Regions from separate parts of the Homo sapiens genome. Here regions 1 and 3 are each linked to region 2. A link is a loop called in an ENCODE intact Hi-C map of the cell type or tissue named here. Cell type or tissue: PC-9. All regions are shown on one strand.

Region 1 (8,000 bases), 88 kb before region 2:
AGCAGACATAGGTCTGGCATAAGATGCTCAAACAAAATTAAATACCAAAATTAAAGAAGGCAGTTCTGTGGAGTAAATCTGTCATTTCTGGATGCAAGATTATGTTAGAGCAGTGGCTCAACCCTTGCTGTGTATCCAAATCACCTGGGAGTGTCTCAGGATGCCCTTGCCCTGGCCTCATCCCCAGTGTCTGGACCAGTTAGTATGAAATGGCACCAGGCTTTGGGATTTTGTAGAAGCTTCCCAGGGTGATCCTGTCACGCAGCCGGGGTTGAGAAATGTTGCAGGAGGTGCCCCTCCCGACCCAGCTCACAGCTTTGTCCTCCATGCTTCTCTCTACCTAGTCAAGCCCTATCCACATCTTCACGGCTCCCTGCAGGCCACCTCTTCCTAAGCTTTTTCTCACAACTCCAGCCCCACTGAGCTCTTCCCTTGTGACTGCCCATAGCACCTACCAGATGGCCCACCCTGGGGTGTGTTCTGGCTTGTTTCATTTGTGACATCTTATCTCCTTGATCACAGTGGTTTCCTCCTTGGATTAAGTTTCTGTCACTTAGTTTCCATCACTGAAGGGTTAGCACAGCAGTGGACACATAGTAGTTACTTTATAGGATATATACTGAATTGAGTTTTCATCAGTGTGCCTGTCTTCTTTTTGCCACCTGTCTTTCCACTGTAGCTTCCTTTATTAGCCCACATTTATTCATAAGTATTTCTTCCTTGTAAGGTGTTGAAGGACAAGTAAGAGTAGCTAAGCTGCAGAAGGAGGAGGAAAACTCAGCCCATTTCTGATTTCTCCATTCAGGAATGGAGGAGTTGTCATAGGACCTATGGACTCATCTCTCTCCATTCAGAACATTGATTCATCCTGATCTGTAGTGACTCTTGGGACCACGTGGGTGATAAATGCAACATGAAAGGGGCTGGCTTGCTGGAGAAGGTGAAAATGATTTGAAGATTGGATGTCTACCATCTATCCTATTTTGAGCATTTGGGATTATTTCAGGCCAGGGTAATACACACCTTCAAATTGAAAATAGTAGCTTTCGGCCAGCCACGGTGGCTCACACCTGTAATCTCAGCACTTTGGGAGGCCGAGGCAGGTGGATCACCTGAGGTCAGAAGTTCGAGACCAGCCTGACCAACATGGCGAAACCCCATCTCTACTAAAAAGTACAAAAATTAGCCGGGCATGGTGGTGTGTGCCTGTAATCCCAGCTACTCATGAGACTGAGGCAGAAGAATTGCTTGAACCTGGGAGGCAGAGGTTGCAGTGAGCTGAGATCTGAGCTGAGATCACGCCACTGCGCTCCAGCCTGGGCGAGAAAAGCAAGACTCTGTCTCCAAAAAAAAAAAAAAAAAAAAAAAAAGAAAGAAAAAAAAAACAGTAGCTTTCCTTATTTTGTCAAATAATGAAAAGGATTCTTACTGCCATAGGTTCCTGTTTCTGGCACAGGAAGCTGGCCAGGACAGAGGTGATTGGCAGCTTTCTGTTAAGACGTACAGAGGTGACCTAAGGTTCCTAATTTGAAGGCATGCCAGCTTCTTAGGGCCAATGTTATTTGTGCTATACCTGTGTAACTGAGAGATTCAAAAATTAGGTAACTTTAACACGATTAAAGTTTATTTCTCTCTCATGTAACTGTTCAGATATTGTTATTCCTTGGCTGGCATGGTGACACTATGGTCTTCAACCAGTGTGTCTTTCATTTCTGGGTCCAGCTATCACCACCTCCCAGCTCTCAGGAATGGGGAAAGGGCAGGGAACATGTGTATCTCTTTTTAGGACCATGACCTGGAAGACAAACAACTCTGCTCACATCTCATTGGCAGCCCTTAGTCACAAGCCCCTACCAAGCGGCAAAGAATGCTAGAAGTGAAAGCCTCTTATTAGATGCCCATGAACCACATTAAAACTCGAGAGTTCTATTATTAAAGAAGGGGAGAGTGGATATTGCTGGATAACAAGCCAAGGCATGCATGCTAACTTACCAAAATATCAGATCTATCAGTTATCACCCCGTTCACTGGTTTGGGTAAAAACACTCTAAATGTCAAAAGAAACCTCAAATGTATCATGAGTTCTGTGAAGTCATGGTAGAAAAGTAGAGAACTTGAGGGGGATGTTTGATGTCTCTACTTTTTGGGGAAAGGTAGACCATGTGCTTGAAAAGGACACGCAAAGTAACTACAGCACAGATAGTGTTGATAAGCCGAGTTTGGTTTGTGGAGCAGGCTCTTGCCATCTTTTGAGGACAAGTGTGTTTGGCAAGAGATTTGCTAACTTGTTTAAGAGAGTTGAACTGAAATTTGATGGGAAGGAAAAAACGTTAAAACTTGATTGGCTAGAGAACAACCGGCAGAGCAAAGATAAAAAGACCAATAACAGAGGAGGAGAACATCAGTAATTTCTTTTTAAAAAAGCCTGGGCAGCTGGTTGGTAAAATACCTGCAGCTCTTTGCCATTGTGCAGCTTATGAGAATGAAGCAAAATAAACTTGAAACATTAAAACTTGGATATAGATAGCATCACTGGATCTGTCTCACCACGGTTAGCGTGGTTCTCGTGACTAGAATATGATTTTAGAAGGGGATGTTTTACTGTAAAGAAGCAGTCTTGGGGAAATCTAGACCTTAATGATGAATCCCTGGGTAAAGAGGGCATGGTAGGGAAGAAAGATTGTAATAGGATCAGTATTATGGATGGCCAGATAGAGGCTATGGAGGGCGCTTTCTTCTCAGAAACTGAAACTTTAGAATGAATACCACATGTGCTGATAAAAAGGAGATTCAATCAGATAATCACCCACTGGATGTTTCATTCGGCTAACTTCTGATAAACTCTTGACTTGTTTTGCCGATCATTTAATTTTTAAGAAGACTGAAAAAATAATGCAGAGAATGATAGCTCTGGGTTTCTTTCTGAGCCAACAAGGAAGCATTAACTAGTGATAGAAAGTGGCAGGAACCAGGAAATGAAATCCCCAAAGAAGGATGCTTTGGGCATAACATCTCTATGGTACTAGAAATATTTGAAACAAGTCAGAGAAAAGAGAGAAATGATGTCTCTTGTGGCCAAAGACTTAAAATGGCAAGGAGATCTCACAAGGAAGGAATAGCTGAAATATTCTGAAATACATAAGTAATCCCAAATGATTCCAGTGAACAGTAAAGACAGAAGTCTCCTATGGGAATAAATAAATGTGCTCACACTGAGAACTCTTTCCTTGGCTCAACAAAGATTGCTACCAGTCTTTGTAAATTACTTTCCACAGAATGTAGAGGTGAATAAAATGCAGTCCCGAGTGAGATATAGACCCAACATCTAGCAGTCAGGATATGAAGAGTGAGTCAGAGTGCAGGAAACGTGACTAATACTTTCAGGTAGCGCAAAAGGAAAGCAGAGTCCAAGAGGAAACAAACGCATTTGGGGTGGGAGAGGGGTTGAGAAAAGGCTTCATGGAAAAGGCAATGCTGAAAGTGATCTTCGGAAGATGGAGGACTTTGCCACAGACGGAAGAGAGAAAGTGGGTTAGGAGGGTGCTCCATAAAGAAGGACTCACTAGGAGAAAGGGAGAGTGCAGAATACAGGGTATGTATATATGAGTTGTTAGAGATGAAGTTTGAGTGATAACAGCCAAAGTGTAACTGAGTGATGTCTGGCAAGGACTATGCTGAGTGTTTTACATGCATTATTTTAGTCAATCTTCACAAAACCCTGTGAGGTTAGTACAGTTATTCATGCCTGCTTTCACATGACGAAGCAACTCAGACATTTAGCCACAGAGTGAGAGGTAGATCCAGAGTCCAAAACCAGTGAAATGCAACTATGTAGTGGAGGGTTTTGCCTGCCAGGCCTTGCTATTTTACTTAAGCTTGTAGGCATTGGGAATTTGGAGCAGGGGAGAGCCTGGCGATAAATTGAACTAGGGAATGGATATAAGGATTGAAGTGCTGGGAGAGAAAATGTGGAGTCAGTTGCAGGGCCTAATGGTGGTCTAAAATGGATAGGTTGTTTTGAGAATAGAAGAATATAAAACACATTGGGGGGTGATGAGGTCAGTGTCAGGGAGAGAGAGAATCTACACTACTGGGGGCTCTGGGAGAGGGAGTTTGGTTGGATTAATAGAGGGTGGGTATCTTAATCAGAGTCAGGGAAGCCAGTGGCAGGTATTAATATCAGCATGAGGGAGTAATGAGCATAGGCTTGCTGTTCCAGTGATGAATCCAGGGGCCAACACCAGGCTGGGGACTGGAGTGTGGGGGTAGGGAGCAGTGTAGAGGCTTTACTAAGGTAAGGGGCCTGTAAAGATGATCAAGAGCTGAAGTGCATAGAGAGAAGTGGATGAGGGACAAAACTTTGGTGACTGCCCATGGAACTGGGAGAGAAAAGGAGACAGTAAGCAACACTTTAAAGTTAAGAGGTATCAGCACTCCTGTGTTCACAGAAGCACTGTTGATGATAGCCAAGATGTGGAAACAACCTAAATGTCCATCAACAGATGAATGTGTGAAGACACTGTGGTAGGAACAGAGTGGCCAATGGCCTGGAGAGCAACATGTCCATGTGTGATTGTGACTACTGCAATAAATACCTCACTCATGACTCTTCATCTGTGCAAAAGATACTCTACAGTGATATCTACAAAGAGAATATGAAAGACTGCTGTCAGAATGGGGTGGAAGAGCAGCTCAGAGCCTGATGGACGAAACAATGGCTGCACTTCAACAAGGAAAGGTTCCTCCTACTCCATTCTCTGCCTCTCCCCAGCAGGGGCAATGATCCCACCTCCTCGCAAGTCTCCCGGCTCCTCTTTGCCCTGGTATGATGCCTGCACCTCCTATAAGTGGCCATCCCATGATGTCAGTGATGGGTTCTCCTCCTCCTGGGATGATGCCAGTGGGACCTGCTCCTGGAATGAGGCTGCCATGGGAGGTCACATGCCAATGATGCCTAGGCCTCCAGTGATGGAACCTCCTACCTGCTCCGTGATGATGCCTGCTGAGCCCAGAATGACTCACTATGCAGATGAGGACAGGAGGGAGGCCTCTTTATATTAGTTTCCTATTACTTGTTCTGCTTCACCAGGAGATCATGGTGCTGTGACTCTGGGTGTTTTCTTTTTTTTTGAGATGGAGTCTGACCCAAGCTGGAGTTCAGTGGTACAATCTCAGCTCACAGCAACATCTGCCTCCCAGATTCAAGCAATTCTCCTGCCTCAGCCTCCCAAATAGCTGGGATTACAGGTCCCCGCCACCACACTTGGCTAACTTTTGTATTTTTAGTAGAGACAGGGTTTCAACCATGTTGGCCAGGCTGGTCTTGAACTGCTGACCTCAAGTGATCCACCCACCTCGGCCTCCCGAAGTGCTGAGATTACAGGCCTGAGCCACCACGCCTGGCCACTGGATGTTTTCTTAACAGCATGGCAAGGAAGACTTACGCCCTCTTCCTATCAAAGAGAATAGTTTTGGAGCCCACACTCATCAGTATGGAGTCATGACTCTTAGCCCTGGACGCGTGTCAGAATGTCCTACGGAGCTTATTCCACTTCAATCATGGACTCTGGGCTGGGGCCTGGGCAGCAGTGTTTTGTAAAAGCTCTTCACTAGTTTGCAGCCAGGGTTGGTAATAATTGATCTAGACTTTTCAGAAATTTCCTGTCTGTTTCTAATAATCTTCACAGAATCTACCCAATTTTCATTTTCTGATACCTATCTCACTCTCCCTCATCCGGCATAGCTTACTGTCAGGTCCCATGAAGACTGAAGTCATTCAGTCCCCTCATCTGTTTGGGCTAAATTGGTATCCAGAACCCATTTAGCAGAGCTGGGTGCACATTTCCTATCTCTTCTCTGTCGTGGGTTTCAAGTTTGTCTTCTCTGTGGTTATTTTATTCTTTCCCGTTAGTACGTCTCCTTGAAGAAAAAAGATGGAAAACAACTGGGATTGGAGCAATCCTCTTGACCCCCGATGCTTTGTGAAGAGTTTCCACACCCAGAAGCTTATCTTCTATTTGTGCATCTGGCTCTGGCTATGTGTCCACAAAGCCCTTTAGTTTTCACCACTGCTGTTTGCAAGCCTTGGGTTGCTCCTGATACCAGTCCTCCAGGCATTATTCCAGCATGGTTGTGCAACACTCCTGATTATGAGCCTGGCAGTACACTGTTCTAGTTCCTCTTAACTTTATTCACACACACACACACACACACACACACACACACACACACACACCTGTATATTATGATCAGAACACTTCACTGAAACTCTGTATCCATTAAACAATAACTGGTATTCTCCCCTCCCCCCAGCCCCTGACAGCCACCATTCTTCTTTCTGTTTCTATGAATTTGATTATTTTAAATATCTCATATAAGTGGAATCATGCCGTATTTGTCCTTCTGTGACTGGCTTATTTCACCTAGCGTAATGTCTTCCAGAGTCATCCATGTTATTGCCCATTGTAAGATTTCTTTAGTTTTTTACAGCTGAATAATACTCTGTTGTATGTACAGCTGTATGGGGTACTGGTTCGGTGATCGCCACAAATACCAAATTTCATGGATGTTCAGGTTCCTGATATAAAATGGCAAAGTATTCGCACGTAACCTATGCACATCCTCCTGTATATTTAAACTATTTCTAGATTACTTACAATACTTAACACAGTGTAAATGCTATGTAAATAGTTGCTGTACTGTGTTGTTTTAAAATCTGTATATTTTCATTGTTGTATTGTTATTGCTGGAATACTTTTGCTCTGTGGTTGGCTAAATCCACGGATGTGAAACCTGCAGATACTGCGGGCTGACTGTATATACCACATTTTCTTTTCACTGAAAGAGTTGACAGTTACATTTTAACATTTCAACTGTACTTTTTCTGTCCCACTTCTCCCCTCCAAAACTACTGTCTTTGTTAGGAAGAGGGAGTAAGTCTTCCTTGTCATGCTGTTAAGAAAACATCCAGTGGCCAGGTGCAGTGACTCACACCTGTAATCCCAGCACTCTGGGAGGCTGAGGTGGATGGATCACTTGAGGTCAGGAGTTTGAGACCAGCCTGGCCAACATGGTGAAACCCCATCTCTACTAAAAATACAAAAATCAGCCAGCTGTGGTGGCATATACCTGCAATCTCCGCTACTCGGGAGGCTGAGACATGAGAATTGCTTGAACCTGGGAGGCAGAGGTTGCAGTGAGCCGAGATCTCACCACTGCACTCCAGCCTGGGTGACAGAGTGAGAGTCTGTCTCAAAAAAAAAAAAAAAAATTGGTGGTGAGAACATGGTAGCCAGTGGGGAGGACACAGCCTGATGAAGTCAACCCTACAGCAAAACCCACTGTCCTGAGTGATGTCTGTGGTCAGGGGTCAGGGGACATGTGCCAATAGTGAGGCCCATGTGACCAGGAGGAGGGACTCAGCATTGGAGCAAAGCCCTCGGCATTCAGGTATTGAGTGTTGGCAGACACAGGGGTGGATGTGTAGCAAACAACTTTCTCTTTTTTTAAGGAAGATGTCAGACTTCTGAAAAGTCCGCTTGAGGTATTCATCAACATATCTATTTGGTGATACCCTTGTGAACAAGGTAGAAAACCAAGATCTGAGTCAATAGCATTTCTTCTGGTGAAGGATAGGGTTACATTTGCATAGAAATCATTTGGAAATTATCTTTCCCTTCTTCTCCCAATCTGCCTGCAAGTGCGCTCTCCCAGGAATCCTATCAGCTTTGAATTGTCTATCGGTGAACTTCAAAAGGCTAGTAGTAAGCAACATTGGCCACTTGGGTCTCTTGATCTCTTCCTTTCTTCACTGGCAAGTATCTTTGATATGTGGCTTTCTGATTCTGTGAGCTAGAGGCTATTATTTGTGAGTGTGAGTCCACGCTTTCCTCATTTTTCACTTGTTCTAAGGATGTCTGTGGCCATAGGAACTGTCAAGTTGAGGCTGGGAGCCACAGGGCTCACCCAGAAGATGAAATGGAAGGCATCCTAGTGTTGGA
Region 2 (8,000 bases):
CTTAATGATGTGTCCTGGCTTTGGGGAGGGACACGAGCCCTGGATCTGGAAGAGGATGACATAGGTTTGGAGTGCTACCTTTATCACTCATTAATGTTGTGGCATTGGGGAAGCTCTTTGCTGGCCAGAACCCCTATTTCCTAATTTATAAAATCAGGCTCACCAAGATACAAGGCTGCCCTAAGAACTAAGTGAAAATACACTCATTTTAGAAATCTATATTTTGATTTTTTAAATGAGTGTATTTTCACTTAGTCTCTTTTAAATGAGTATATTTTCACTTAGTCTCTGCCTAATCCACATCAGTGTATGATCCTGGACAGTTTGTATGTGTTCTTTTTTTAGTTGGCCGAGTCAGTGGAATCAGCCTTATTTCACAGATGAGGTGACAGAGGCTGAAGGGACTGAAAAGCTGTGAAGGTCATACAGCCAGCAGATGATGTTGCAGTCAGGGCCCAGGTCCATGGAACAACAAAAACCTTTCCCTCGTTCCCGGACACTAGTGCAGCACATGGCAGATGCTCCAGAAATAGGAGGAAATATACAAAATAATAAGCTATCAATGTAAATCTCCCCAGAAAGCTTTGTAAAACTCTTAAAAGCAATGTGGGCCAAATAAACCATTCCCAAAGGCCTGTGTAAGCCATAAAGAAATAAGCAAAGTTACTGATATTTGAAGGTTGAGACTTATTCAGAAAATGTGTTGAACCCATCTAAACATAATCTGCTAAACATTCATTCATTATCTAACACAATAGTTTAAAAAAATCAAGGTTGGGTTTTTATGAGATGTGTGTATACTGTAGGGGTTCTCTTGTAATTCATATGGATGTATATTTATCCCTGTTTTATGGGGTTTAAAATTATTACAGAAGAGGCGTATGGTTTTTATATACTGTGTTTACATTCGGCCATACCTGTAAAGATGCCAAATTCTTCATCAAAGCTATAGTGCTCCTCTCCCACATTGCTACATTGTTTTTGTGGGATGAATATAATCTACTTCATAATAATCCACTTTAAAATATGTTTACATTATGGGGGAGAGGAACATTTCATAGCTTTCCTTCCATTTCATAGTGGGTCATGCCAGCTGGGGTGGAGAAGTGGGGAGTGGGGATTGTCTTGAGCTGATTAATGGTTATTATTATTATAGATAGTGTCTCACTATGTTGCCCAGGCTGGTCTTGAACTCCTGGATCCTGGGCTCAAGGGATCCTTCTGCCTCAGCCTCCCAAGTAGCTGGAATTACAGGGCTATGCCACTGCACCTTGATTTTGTTTTATATGATCCCATGGTTTCAAAGCTAGCTCCGTTGTTTTCATCGAAAGACAGCTAGTGAAGAAAAGGAGAAGAATGTAGCATTTTTTAATATAAGGTATCTCCAAGTGGTAGGATTTTTTTAAAAAAGATAACTGGATATGGTGGCTCACACCTGTAATCCCAGCACTTTGGGAGGCTGAGGTGGGAAGATCACTTGAGGCCAGGAGTTCCGGACCAGTCTGGGCAACATAGCATGACCCCATCCCTACAAAAAGTGAAAAAATTAGCCGGGCGTGGTGGCACACACCTTTAGTCCCAGCAACTTGAGAGGCTGAGACAGGAGGATCACTTGAGCCCTGGAGGTCAAGGCTGTAGTGGGCTGTGATTGTGCCACTGCACTCCAGCCTGGGTGGCAGAGGGAGACCCTGTCTCAAAAAAAGAAAAAAGACAACATCAAAGGAAATCAGAGAGTTACATTATGGGATTAGGTTTCTAAGTCAGTGCTTGAAGTGAAAGTTGCCCTTGAAAATCCCACAGGCACAGAAGGGCTCACGTTCTTAGGAGGCACATGGGAACTAAGACAAACCAAAGAGCAGCAGATTTGAGTCTCCTGCTTTGTATTGCAGCTGGCGTTGGTGTTTATTGAGGAATCTGAAAGATGCCTACATGATTTACGTCTTTGTCTCTACCTTTCTTTGGCCCACACTGGTACGGCTGTAATCCCATGAGTCACATCTGGGTGTGGCGTGTGTGACCACATCCTCCCAGCCGTGCAGTCCTCCTGCTGGAGGCCTGGCATACAGAAGTAGTTTTCAAACCATGTTCCTCAGCTGAGGGTCCCAAGGAAGGTGAACAGCTGTGGATTTGTCACCCACTGCCCTCCCTTCCTCCCCACCTGTTTATCTCAAGCAAGGGCTCAGTATTCTGGGTTCTTGATAAGACGGGTCTGAAAACTGTACAGCTGCTTAAAACATTTTTTTTCTTCTTTTTGCAAAGTTTGAAAACCAGTGAGGTAAACCAAAACTGCTGGGACTTACCGCTACCTCTTCCCTGACTATTGGTGTGGCTTGGGAAATGTTACTTTATCTTTCTGGTTTCAGTCTCTTCGTTTATAAGGTGCAGGCTTTGAGCTAGATACTCTCAATGTAAGACACCTCTGTTAAGAATCAGCTACATCAGAGAACTTTCTGGAAACACCCTTGGCAGCATTACTGTGGTTTCACCAGTGCTGAATTAGAATGACAGCATATACACCTCTCAACGTTCCCTGAGTGTGACTGAGATGAGGAAATAGAGGGAGGAGCCATTTTCTCTTCAGCCTCTTCACTGCTGAATAAAATGAGTAATGACCCCTTGCCAAAGGGCACTCTCTGCTCCAGGGGATTCTCTTTTCTGGAATGAGATTACTTATTTGCTTAAGATAGTTTTATTAGACCAAAAATAAATAAAATTTCTTAACAGTTGACTAACATTTCCTCAACAATTGTGTTTACCTTTTTTTTTTTTAATAGAAACACTCTTTTTTAAAAAAATTACCTTGCATTGGTCTTCTTGTAGGTGATTTGAAAAGAGGCTGGACTTTATGATGCAGAGTTTTCAAGAGTTAAATTGGCTGAGCCCGAGGAAGAACATTTTGGGTTGCATTTAAAATACTTGTTATTTGATATCTTAATTAAAACATCTGCAGCTACTTTCAGAACAGCTAATAAGAGATGTTGACATTGGTAGCCAATGTCAGATTATATGTTATGGATGAGCAGTCCTCACATGTCTCCGTTTTTATTTTTATGTCTTTCAAAATGCGCCTCTATCCTCATCACTCGCCACCTGGCCGCCCTCCCACGGAGGCTTCTGGAGGCTTCCGTTCAAGGGCCTTCCCCTCAGCCTTGACCAATCTGAGCAAGTGGGAGCTGACTGTATCAGGAGCGCCCTCTTGAGGACACACTTGATGAGGGAAACTAAAGAAGTTTTTCCTTCAGTTCAGCATTGCACGCTGTTACATCTCAGTGCAGGGGAGAAAGAATGGATTTCATGAGACACAAAAGTTCATTCATTTTTTGTTTTTCTGTCCTTTGTTTCCATCAGGTCAGCCACCATCCGCCTATCTCTGCGTGTCATGCTGAGTCTAGAAATTTTGTTTTCTGGCAAGGTAATGTGCTAATACATTTTACTTCCATCATATTGTGTAATATGTTATCTATTTATTTTATCCAAGAATTGCTGTCAATTCTTACTGAGATCAAAAGTGGTCCTTGGATTTGGGCCTGGTTGGAAGGATCTGCGCCACCTGTTCTTGCCTCTCATCTCTCACTTAGTTTATCTGAGCCACCTCCATTTATTTCTGTAACTTTATCTTATGTAAAAATCATTTGAAATGCCTCACATATTTCAAGAGACATTAAATATTTACAGTTGTTTATCAGAGTGTAGACAGCAGAGGGGTTTTCAGCTTTTGTCAAACTTAAATTTTATTTCTGAAGTCGTGTTTTACATTGCTTACTTCTTTTCATTTTTGAGATGATTGTTCCTAAAATTTTGTTCAGTTTATATTTTGAGTTGGGGTTGGGTGGGTAAATCTTCTAAAGAATAAATAAGGCTATAGATATTTCCTAGATGGATTAATTTTGTTAATCTCTCAATTTATTAAAAAAAAGTGTACTGTAGAAGGAACATATAAGCATCCTAGGTTTTTGGACAGTGAGCACATATACATTTTAAAAATATTTTTCTCTGCTACTAGTGATATCACACGTTACCTTTACACACACAGGCACACACACACACGCAGTCTATTAAACTTTAAAAGTACGAAACAGTATACTGTAACCCCCTTCCCCAGCCACTCAGTTTCTCTCTTTGGAGGCAATCAGTATTTCCAGTTTAAAGTGACAAGTACCATGGTTTTCTTTCTTCACCTTTGCTATTAAAGTTTAAAATTAAAACTGCTCTCTCACCAAAACCCTCTGGAAATATTCTCATAAGGTTCCTAGCCTCCTAATTGGTAAATCTCACTCATGCTATAAGCACCTCTTCTTTGTTTTTTCAAAAGTTGGATTTTTTTTTTTTTTTTTTGAAATGGAGTCTCAGTCTGTTGCTAGGCTGGAGTGCAGTGGTGCGATCTCGGCTCACTGCAACCTCCGTCTCCCGTGTTCAAGTGATTCTCCTGTCTCAGCCTCCCGAGTAGCTGGGACTACAGGCATGCGCCACTATGCCCAGCTAATTTTTGTATTTTTAGTAGAGATGGGGTTTCACCATGTTGGCCAGGATGGTCTTGATCTCTTGACCTTGTGATCCGCCTGCCTCGGCCTCCCAAAATGCTGGGATTACAGGCATGAGCCACTGCGCCCAGCCAAAAGTTGGATTTTTTTTTAATGCGAGGGGTCTTCTCAAAGTAGTTTTGTGTGCTCCTGTGTTACATCCTTCCCTTCTCAGCCTTAGCATCCTTCTCCTAGGCCATACTTCCCCATCAGCCTTTTCCTGAGCAATCTACCTATTTCCATGGGCCTAGGATTCCCAAATCTTGCTTTGTAACCCAGCCTGACATTTCTCTGCCTTTTATGTAGGTTGTGTAAACCATTTCCGTTTGTTGTGATTGTAGATGTAGCTGGGCTTAAATCTGCCCTCATGATGTTTCTTTTCTGTTTGTCACATCTGTTCTTTGTTCTCCGTTTCCTCTTTCTCTGCCTTTTGGATTGAATAATTTCTATCATTCTCTTTCATCTCCCCTGTTAGCTTATTAGCTATACTTACCTGTTTTGTTTCTTGTTAAAGTTGTTACTTTAGGATTTATGTTATATATTTTTAATATCATCAAATAATATTATGCCAGTTTCATATAGTGAGATTTACAGAAGTATACTTCCATTTTCCCTTCCCAACCTCTCTACTATTTTTTCATACGTCTTCTGTATATCATAAACCATGTAGTACATTGTTAATACTTTAGCTTTAAACAGCCATCTATCTTTTTTTTCTCTTGGTAACAATTTTATGAACATATAACTTATATACCATATCATTCACCCGTGTAAAGTGTACAATTCAATGGTTTTTATTCACAGAATTGTGAATTTAATAAACTGTGCAGTTATCAGCACAGTTAATTTTAGAACATTTTCATCACTCCAAAAAGAATCCTCTTTAGCAAATATTATCCACCCCCTCTGCCACCTGCCCCATTTCTCTCAATATTCCCCAGCCTATAAATGTGCCTGTTTGGGGCATTTTATATAAATAGGATTAAACAATATGAGGCCCACTGTGCTCGCTGGTCCCAGACCCACCTCTCTCACCTGGACCCCAGCCAGGGCTCCCCACTGTCCCCCCTGCTTCAACCCTGATTTCCCTGTGATCTGTAGATCCTCAGTGCAGCAGCCAGATGGGATCCTCTTGCTGTTCTTTTTCTATTTCCTGGCTTCTCTGTTGGTACCACCATTCATTGCAAGTTAGAGAAATCTGACATTGTTCATAAATTCGTTCTTTTTCAGTCTGTATCTAACTTGTCACCTAGTTGACCTAGTGCCTATTTCTTCTTCTTTAGTATTTCTGGGCTCACTCACTTCCCCGCGTCTGTTGTCTTGGTTCCCTTCATCCCGTTTGTTATCCCCTGGGCAATTGCAGTAGCCTCTTAACTTGTCGCCTTGCTTCTCCTCTCTCCTACTCCTGTTCCATTCTCCATATGGCTTCCAATTGCCTTTGCAAGGTCCATGTCTAATCACATCAGTGGCCTGATTATTTCCACTCAGTGCACACAAACCAGACTCTTAGCCAGGCTTGGAGAGCCCATTGTTTTTCGTTTTCAGTTTTGTTTTGTTTTTTTTGGCAGAATCTCACTCCATCACCCAGGCTGGAGTGCAATGGCATGATCTTGGCTCACTGCAACCTCCACCTCTTGGGTTCCTGCCTCAGCCTCCTGAGCAGCTGGGACTACAGGCACCCACCACAACGCCCAGCTAATTTTTGTATTTTTAATAGAGAAGGGGTTTCGCCATGTTGGCTGTGCTGGTCTCGAACTCCTGATCTCAAATGATCCACCCACCTCTGCCTCCCAAAGTGCTAGGATTACAGGCATGAGCCACTGCACCTGGTTTTGTTCTCAACCTTTCTACTCTTCTCTAGATAAGACAATCTGAGACCTATAGGACAGAACCACACTATTTGACTGTGTTTTCCTATACTTCCGTCCCCTCAGACAAGCTATTTATTTGGCCTTAAATTGCTTTTTCTCTGCCCAGTGAACTCCTGCTTATTCCTCAAAGCCCCATTTAGATGGCCCTTTCTGACAAGCCTCTTCTGATGCTTTCTCCAAGCATATTCGTCACTCCTTCTTCTCAGGTTTCATTTTACCTTATAACACACTCAGTTATAGCCTGGGCCTCTCTGTGTGCTTACTACTTGTTTTCACTTCTCGCATTCATGGAAAGGACTTTATCTTATCATTTTAGTTTCCCTGATTCTGCTCCAAGGGCCCATATGGGGTTGGTACTTATATTTTATGAAAAGTTATCCTATACAATAATTGACTTGATTGTGAAGAGGTTGTACTATATAGCGATTGATCATTTATCTAGCCTAGGAACTATTTCATCTACCTACCTCTCCTGCTAAAAATGTAATATTTGGTATTTCATTTCAGATGTGAGATGGAAAAACAAATTCTGGGGCAAATCCATGGAAATTGTTCCAATTGGCACAACCCATGTGACTCTGCCAGTGTAAGTTCTTCTTCTGTGGTTAAGGAGCTTTATGGAATTTAGGGCCAAGATTTTGCTTTGGGGACAGGATGCCCACCCCCGCCCCCGGCAGTTGCATTGAGTGTGTATTTTTTCTTTTAATCTGTCTGACAGTAGGTTTAAATGTTCCTCCTTTTGGCAAGCTCACTTTTAAAAAATGTTTCTCCCTCAAATGGAAATGCCTCCTGGAGACCAAAGTTCCCTGAATAGATGCTTATTAAAAACTCATTTCCACTTCCTAACAAGATTAAGAATGGTGGTTTTAGCTGGGCGCAGTGGCTCACATCTGTAATCCCAGCACTTTGGGAGGCCAAGGCGGGCAGATTGCTTAAGTCCAGGAGTTTGAGACCAGTATGGGCAACATGACAAGACCCTGTCTCTAGAAAAAATACAAAAATTAGCCAGGCATAGTGGTGGCACGCACCTGTAGTCCCAGCTACTCAGGAGGCTGAGGTGGGAGGATCATTTGAGCCTGGGGAGGTTGAGGCTACAGTGAGCTGTGATCGTGCCACTGCACTCCAGCCTGGGTGAAGGGGTGAGACCCTATCTCAATTTTTTTAAAAAAAGTGTTTTTCCTTTATTATGCTGCTTTGCTATCAAAATCCCTTTTAAGAAAAGTATGGCCTTGATCTGATAGGGATGATTGATACTTATTTATAAAGCAAGATGCTTCTGAGCAGGGACTCTGAAACTGGACTGCCGAGATTCACCTGCTCACTCTGGCACTTACTAACAGCGAATCCCTGGGCAAGTTACTTCACCTTTCTCATCACCAGTTTCCCCATCTAGAAAAAGAGAATAATAAACCACCTACTTCCTAGGGCTATTGTGAAGATTAAACAGATAATATACATGAAACACCTAAAATAGTACTTAGCACATTGCATATGTTTTGTAAGTATCTGGTCTTATTATTAATACCATTTTCCTCGTAATTATTGAATTCCATAAGTAATATCTGAATACTTTCTCATCACAAAGGATGCAGGCAATGTATGTTTAGCA
Region 3 (8,000 bases), 210 kb before region 2:
GTCCACACTGCAGCCTGACAGATCCTTCAGACCCCTTTCTTTAAATCTATAGCAAGCAACAGTTGAATCAGAACAAGGAACAGCAGTTACCAGGGGCCAGGGACTAACTGCAAAGAAGCAGGAGGGAATTTCTGAGTGATGTGCTGTATCTTGGCTGTGGTGGCTACTCAATGAGCCACACACTCAACAAAAGGGCATTTTACTGTTTTTAAATTATACCTCTGTGAAGTTGATTTTAAACCAACAACTTTGTTTGTCTTGGGATGAAGGCCAGTACCCTTGCTGTGACCCCATCAGGCCCTGCATGACCTGCCTCTTTCTCATGCCCCCTTCTGGAGCCCACCCCTGCGCCCTCCACACTCAGCACTCTGCCCTAGCCTTGCCAGGTTTCTTTCTGTTGTGGGACTCCACGTGCCCTGCTTCTCATCAGGAACTGTGCCTATGTGGCTCTTTCTGGCCAGGATGCTCATCCTCTCTCCGCTGTCCACTTCACCAGCTGAGTCCTGCTCATCCTGCGGGTTGCAGCTTAAATCTTAGATCCTGCAGGGGCCGTTCCTGGTTCCTCCGGCTCCTGTTGCCCCCCACTCACACTTCTGTGCAACACTGAGCACATCTGTGAGCAGCTATTCGGCATCTCTCATGCCCTCTACACAGTGTGCTTCATGAGGATTGTTTATTCACCAACTCTTCTTACTACCTAGCCCAGTGCGTGACATGGTAAGGGATTAACAAATATTTGTTGAATGCATAAACCTATTTGAGGGTTTTAAATAGATTTAAGGGAGTTGATTTGTGTGTGTGTGTGTGTGTGTGTGTGTGTGTGTGTGTGTGTGTGTGTTTAATAGAGATTCTCAGCTAAGCGGTCTGAAAATGTCTGGGGCATCTGTTTCTCACAATGACTGAGAGGTGCTATTGCCATCTAGAAGTCCAAGGCCGGGCATGCTAGATGTTCCTCAAGCCTCAAGGCAGCTTCCTTGGGAAATGCTGTTTTAGAAAAACCATGCTACCTGTGCTGGGGTACGTTTGTGCAGGATGGAGGAAGAGGAAGGGGAGGTTGAAATCAGAGTGACTGGCTAGAAAACTATGACAATCATCCAAAACCAGGAGTGGCTGGTGACAGGGGAGGAAGCCTATACTGGGTAAAATAGAAGCAGGATGAAAAGAGCCAAGGGGGCAAATTGAGGAGTATTTAGGAAATAGAACCAACAAACCTGGTGATCAATGGGATGAGAGAGTCACCCTTTGAGGAAAGAGAAGCGATGTAAACATGAAGGTGGGTGAACAGGTAGATATAAGATGTGTGGCCTTAAGCAGTTGACTTAGCCTCCATGTGTCTAGTTTCCTTCCTTGGAAAATGAGAGAATACCCACATCACAGGGCCGTTGTAAGGACTACATTAATTGAGTTCATCAACATAAAGCACTTGGAGCACTGCCTGACACATAGTAAGCACTAGATAAGTATTTGATGTTAATAGCTGTAGATATAGGAATACATAGGTACAGAGAATAGCAAGAGATATATGAAGGGAGGGAGGGATGGTGAAGAGATGGACAAATGCCTCCTAGATGTGGGAGATGAAGGTAGGAGCATGGTTCCCAGAATGTCTTTGCAAAAGCAGTCACACATTTGAGTAAATCTAGCCACACTCTCCCCCTTCTCCTCTGTCCAGTGTCCAGGATAACAGGTGCTCTTTGTTTTGTGGGACAGACCACAATGACTAATCAACACCAGACCACTGCCCCACATGAGGCAGACAGCAGGCAAAGGGCTGATGTGACAGAACTGTGCTATGGCACCCCCTGCAGATGGCCCTGTAAGGCCCATTGGGCAGAACAGTCAGAAAGGGCTCCAGCCACCTTGGTTCAGGGCACTCACAGGGACTGCCAAACAGCTTCATACTTCTCAACTCTCTCACCTTTCTTGTTCCGTAAACATTTTGTCATATGCCCACTTTCTCCATTCTGTTGTAACATTTATCCACACATGATAAATGTAGGAGTCCATGAATATTACCTAAATCAACACTGACCTGGGAATCAGACCTGTGCTCCAGTGTGGACTACGAAACTAATTGTTAAGCCTTGAGCTGGTTATTTCATCTCTCTGCCTTCAGTATTTGCATTTGTAACCACACAGGGCAATGCCTTTTTGCCTGCAGATTACGCCTGAAGCTCCGTGCAGCCCTCAAGTGCATGGGTCTTTGACTTAGCACCTGCAACCTGGGCAGTGTCTTCTCTCAAGTTTCAGTGTGAGTCATTCCTCGGCTTCCTTGAGTTTAGGCGCTCACTCCTCTATGCTCCCAGTGCACCGGCTATGTACCTGAAAGTGCATTACCCTCATAGATTTGTTCACATGTCTATCTCCCCAAAAGGCTGTAATACCTTTAATGCAGGAATTACATTTGGTAAGTTTCAGAGAACAGAATCCACTCTAACCGGTTTAAGCAGGAATGGATATTAAATGGCTTGTAGCGTCATTGGGAGGGGAAAAGAAAGACTCAAGATGAAGCTTTCAGGAACCACTCACGGAGCTACACTGCTGAACTGGGCCACTAAAGGAGAGCTGCTAAATCTTTTGGTATCAGGAAGTCTCCAGCTTGACAATTGCCCCACCATTAACACAATGAGGAATTAAATTCTTTCTACACATATCTCACAGTCAAATTCTCAAAAGGAGCTAGAGTCTGTTTAGCTCCCTCGTCTCTGTATGGATGGTATTTCTTGCACCAGGCCACTCCCTAAATTTCGGACCAATTTAGAGATTGTTTGCTCTTGGGTTAGATGCTAAGTGTGTCCAAAGAGCTTCAGCCAAAGAAAGTCAATTTCATCTGGTACAAACATGGTGAAGGGTCATTGGGGATGAGAGTGTGGCCAACACATTTCCTCCTTCCTACTGTTAAGGAGATTAATTTTCCCATTATCAATACAGTTCTTCAGTGGCGATTGGTGACAAGTCGATCATCTGGTTGGATATCAATTAAATTAAAATCTGCTCTTAACCCTAATAGTCTCTTCACCTAATGCCCGACACAGAACCACAACCGCTTTAACGAAACAGGCCAAGATCGTAGAATCTTAGGACTAGGAAGAAATTCAGGGGTCATAAAATCCAGTGCTTACCGAATACCACTTTGTAACACATAGAGAAAAATAGGACAATGTAATGAGTTTTATTTTATCTAAATGAATTCAACGTAAAGACCTGGCTTTATTCTGGGATTTTTTTTTTTGTTGTTGTTCTCCTATTTCTTCAGCGATATATAGCTTTTGTTTGTTTAGGCTTTTCTTGGCAAAATAAAAATTGGGTTTTCCTTTGGGAATCCTCTCTTCAAGTTTCCTGTTGCTTTTTGATCTTATTCTGTTCATGCCCTCAAAGGCCTATACCACAGCTTTACTGTGACCTCGTGTCACTGTTTCTTTGTCAATTTCATCCTTTATTCCCCATCACCTATCAGGACATGGACTCCAGCCTCTCAGCACACCGAATTTGTGCCTGAGTGTGTGGTAAGACCTCAAGATAAAGGTTTGTCTTCTGTGATTCTTTGTCACTGCTTCGTCCCATGTCACATCTCACAGGGAATTATTTTGACACTCTCCCCTTATAAATGAGGTCCAACTCATTTGTGAGAACTTGAGCTGTAATTTGCAGTTTGTCGTGGCATGTTTTATCTACTTTGACTCGGGTTGTTTCTCTCCGTCTTATCATTTAACAAGTACATAGTCTATTTTTACTTCTCCTAACTCTAGCTTTTATTCCACCTATCCTTCGCCTGATATATTTTCCAGGACTTCTTTTTCTGGAATGATTTCTCGTTATCTCACTTATCTTAAATCCAAACTTAGTCTTTAGGTACAAGAATCTGTGACTTTTTCTATCCATTCACAAACATTTACTTATTGATGATTTCTTTTTAGGTTGCTTCCTTGGGCCGGTGAGCTCTTGGATCCATTTCTTGCCCTCCCCCAGTTCTGCCTTATGTCACAGGGCTGTGTGACCCCATGCAGGCTGGGCTTTTCAGGGCCCTGAGTCCCTTGGTTTCCAGCTGGGTTTGTGCAATGGGAGACTGGCTAGGGGGGCGGGGAGAAGCTCAGGCTCCAGCAGCCATGTCTCTCCCCACTGGTCTCACCACTGCCAGGCAGGCCCATCAAGGTCCCAGCTCTGATGACACCACCTGTCACCCAGGTCCCCTCAGCCCAGCAGCTAGAGGGCTTCTTGGTGGTGCTCAGCTCTGGGGTGCACCCCTTACCCTAGCAACCACTTCCCTGCATTGATCTCTGCTCTGAACACTCAGAGAGCTTTCTCTTTTCCAGGTTAGACCCTGACTGACATAAAGGTAAATTCTCAGAAGTTTAATTGCTGCATCACAAACTTTAAGACTTTAAAAGGAAGGTTAAAGAGATGTCTTTATGCTTTCTTACTCTCCCCAAGGCCTTTCTTCCACCTGTAACTTTCTGAGCAAGCTCAGGGCCCTTCCCTTCTACCATCTTCTCTGTTTACACATCTCAGCCCCTGGGCATTGGAATATCTGTCTGATCACAGTTCATTTTTTAAAATGATAAACAAAGCAAAGAGGTGAGATGGAAAGTCACCACTTCCTGTGGTAATTGTTATCTAGGCTTTCAGAACACGCCTAGGCAAGTGGAAAGAATAAGCAATTATCTGCGTAATTCAAGCAAACATTGACTCCCCTTATTTGACATGAGTGGCTAGTGGAAGGAAGGGAGAAGTGGAATTAATTACTAATGCCTTTGAAATCTCAGGAATTAGCTAGGGAGTTGCTGAACTCACGACGTCATTTTTTCACGACGTCATTTTCTATCGGGAGTCTGGTGAAGGAATGGCATCTGGCTGGCCATTTCAACGATTTCACCAAGTTTTGAATTTTGGCAGGACTAAGTCAAAGAACAAAGTGACTTTTGTGGTTTCTGGAGCAGAAAGACTTAGTGACTTTGACTCAGCAAGCCAGATGAGAAGGCTCCAGGCACTGCCTCCCCAGGCATGGAGATGGCTGCCTATAAATCTGAGTTACTGCATTTTTCACTTGCATCAGACAGGGCCCTCATTAGAAACAAGGCTACCATCAAATTTGGGTCAAGGTCTGGCTTCGTGTTGTGATTTACCAAATAAAGACTATCAACTGTCTTTTTCAGGCTGCTGATTTATCTTTAGCTTTCTCTGAATTTGTGACTCTAAAAGACCGTGCTTATTTGGCAATGTAACATAATCACGAAAATAAATTGTATAGCAAGCCATTCTTTGAATGCAGACATAGGGAGGCAGCTGCGGTGGAAAGAGCCCTGATCTTGCAGTCAAGAGATCTGAGTTTGAGTCCAGACCTTACTACTCACTAGCTGAACAACCACACTCAGCCACCAAATCACAGTGAGTTTCTTATCGATTAAAATTAAGTGCTATGAAAGTGAAGAAGTTAACATGAAAGAGTAACATACAAGCACAAATTAATATTATTATTAAATTCTTCAGTTCCATTTTTTCAGTGTTGGTTATGGACTGGTGCTAACTCTCCGGCTACTTGCATCCTTTCATTAGCCCATTGTTAAAAGCAACGGATGAAATAGCAGGCGTGTCAGGGTAGCTAGTCAGGGGCTACCATTGACATGGCTACACGGGGACCAGGGTCTGAAAGCCACAGCTAAAGTAACCCTCTGTTTGATAGTCGGGTTTCAAAATTATAAACTGAGAGATCCTAGTCAGGCTCAGATGGGAGCACATCCCATTTCCTCTGCTTCCTCCCTCAGCTCGCCCTTCCTGACTTCCTGTGAGTGCCACTATTTGGACATTTTGAGGTCCTAGCAGCTCTCCTCCCATACAGCTGTGGGGACAGGCTACTCTCAGCAAGCCAGACCATCTCAGGCCGACTGGACACAGTGAGCATGAACACAGTGAACAATCTTTTAAAACAGACCCAGAAAATAACATGAAGCCAAGAACAAGGTAGATACCATTTGCAATTTAAAGTGTGATATCATAGGAACAAAAGCGTTTTGACTGTCACTGAAGCTTTGTTTTCCCAGGCCAGAAAAACTGTGAAAGAACAACTAGAAATGAATGTACACGTATTTTGTTTTGTTCTGATAAATGCTGGATCAGAGCACATTGCCTCAACTGTCTACATCCTTTCAGTCCAGAAGAATAGCCAGCAGACATCTATCTTCTCTGCAGGATGAGAAACTAAGTTTCACGGACATTCTTCAGAGGTTGTTTTCATTCCTTTTTTTTTCCCTTGAGACAGAGTCTCGCTCTGGCACCCAGGCTAGAGTGCAGTGGCACCATCTTGGCTCATTGCAACCTCCGCCTCCCAGGTTCAGGCAATTCTCATGCTTCAGCCTCCCAAGTAGCTGGGACTACAGGTGTGTGCCACCATGCCCAGCTAATTTTTGTATTTTTAATAGAGACAGGGTTTCCTCATGTTGGCCAGGCTGGTCTCGAACTCCTGGCCTCAAGTGATCCACCCACCTCAGCCTCCCAGACTGCTGAGATTACTCCAGTAGGATTTTTCTGAGTGTTCCTAGGTTTGTGATCAAATATTATAAGGCCATGAAAATGGCATTGATCTAGGCTTAATGAACTGATGAAACAAACACTTATGGATATCTTCCATATGCCAGGTGCAGTTCTAGTCAGTGCACTGAAAATACAGCAATGGATAAGAAAGGTGATCCCAGACCTCAAAGAGCTTATATTCTGGTGGGGACGGGGGGAGGTAGATAAAAAAGTATACAAATAAACATGCAATATAAATTCTAGTAGCAATAAGTTTTAGTAAAAATAAATAAATATGTAAAGCCTAGAAACTTAATATTTATAGTAAGTATACAAGAAAGAATTTAGAGACTATTTTAGATGAGGTTGTCAGGGTAGGTATCTCTGAGTGACATTAGAATTGAGACCTAAATGAGGTGAGGAAGTGGCCTCTAGGGCTGTTTGTGACAGGAGGAGCAAACTCTAATAGGATCAGCATGAGCTCCTGAGGTCGGTGTATTTGCAAAACAATGAGGCAGCCAGGGTGGCCACTCAGAGTGTGATGGAGAGAGCGCTAGGAGATGGGTCTGAACCCAGCTCCTACTGCTAAGTAGCCACAGGACTTGGCTCGATTTACTTAAATTCTAGGTGCTATGGATTTCTTGTAATTATTAAGGTTTTTGATAGCTATTAACAGAACCCAATTTTGAGCTAGGTTAACTAAAAAAGAGAATGTATAATAAGTATACAAGAATGCCTCCCAGAAAGCAAGGGCAGGAGACCATCTAGTCCTCAGGACAGAACTAGAACCAGAACTAGTGGCTAACAAGACATCACCACCACCCACAAAGCAAGACTTTCACTCTTTCTCTCACCTTTATTTCTCTCTTAATGGCATATTTCTTCTTTTCTCTCTACTGTCCAGCTTTATCTGTTCCTCTGCCAAGAGGTACCTCCTATAACATCTGAGTTGGCCCATTTAGCCCAAATGCCAGCCGTTCCCCTGTCCAGCCCCTGTTCTTGTCTCACACAAGCATGGACACAGGGCTCTGCACTCACCAAAACATAAGAGGCCCATCTGACTTTACTGAGGAGTTCGCAGGACAATGCAGGGGTTACCCTACATACTCCCAGGCAAATTCTTCAAACCCATTCTCTGCCTCCAAATCTTCCCAGCAGCACCTCTAATTAGGGTTCTTCTCTTTTGCCCCTACTCTAAATACGTCATCCAGTGTGCTCCTGGGTCACCCCCTTCTGCACCCAATTCCACCAGGCTCCTCAATCTCTCAACCCTTCCATGCAGGGGCACCAACTTTCTCCTGGCTTCTACAGCTGGATGTGAACACTCAGCATTGCCTGTCCTATCTTGGGAGTCAGCAAACAAAGATTCTCCAGACCAGGACCCAGTCTCTCAGAGGGTTAACTCACTCACAAGTTACAGTTCCAGCCCCTGCTATCACTGAACCTTGATTCCAAACTCCTGGAAGAGAATATCTGATTGGCTTACCTCATGC

Evidence for each region. A loop is a pair of places that touch in the nucleus more often than their neighbours do. Peaks named below come from ENCODE experiments on the same cell type or tissue, not always from the same donor. Only the 100,000 strongest peaks of a DNase experiment are listed, where the experiment ranks them.
Region 1: it touches region 2 in a loop (6-fold over the local background); 21 of 110 quality-filtered maps call a loop at or near these places.
Region 3: it touches region 2 in a loop (9-fold over the local background); 9 of 110 quality-filtered maps call a loop at or near these places.

What each region holds. Positions count from the first base shown.
Region 1 is chr7:24,903,154-24,911,153 of GRCh38, reverse strand. The region is part of intron 1 of OSBPL3 (oxysterol binding protein like 3); the gene reads left to right. It also overlaps the pseudogene SNRPCP19. Among named protein-coding and RNA genes, the nearest start is that of OSBPL3, 73 kb to the left of the region's middle. RefSeq lists an enhancer at 325-474. In PC-9, no CTCF peak of the experiment used is centred here; DNase peaks (open chromatin) are centred at 3,063, 3,373 and 4,989; H3K4me3 peaks cover 1,282 bases; H3K27ac peaks cover 3,694 bases.
Region 2 is chr7:24,815,587-24,823,586 of GRCh38, reverse strand. OSBPL3 (oxysterol binding protein like 3) reads left to right here. Exons shown (of 23, transcript NM_015550.4): 17 at 3,349-3,412; 18 at 6,899-6,977. Among named protein-coding and RNA genes, the nearest start is that of GSDME, 62 kb to the right of the region's middle. In PC-9, CTCF peaks have their summits at 2,122, 2,966 and 3,176 (motif pointing left); DNase peaks (open chromatin) are centred at 1,976, 2,576 and 3,136; H3K4me3 peaks cover 772 bases; H3K27ac peaks cover 3,857 bases.
Region 3 is chr7:25,025,410-25,033,409 of GRCh38, reverse strand. No RefSeq gene overlaps it. Among named protein-coding and RNA genes, the nearest start is that of OSBPL3, 49 kb to the right of the region's middle. RefSeq lists an enhancer at 4,091-4,592. In PC-9, CTCF peaks have their summits at 1,606 and 1,810; DNase peaks (open chromatin) are centred at 1,059, 1,779, 2,209 and 4,679; H3K4me3 peaks cover 971 bases; H3K27ac peaks cover 6,267 bases.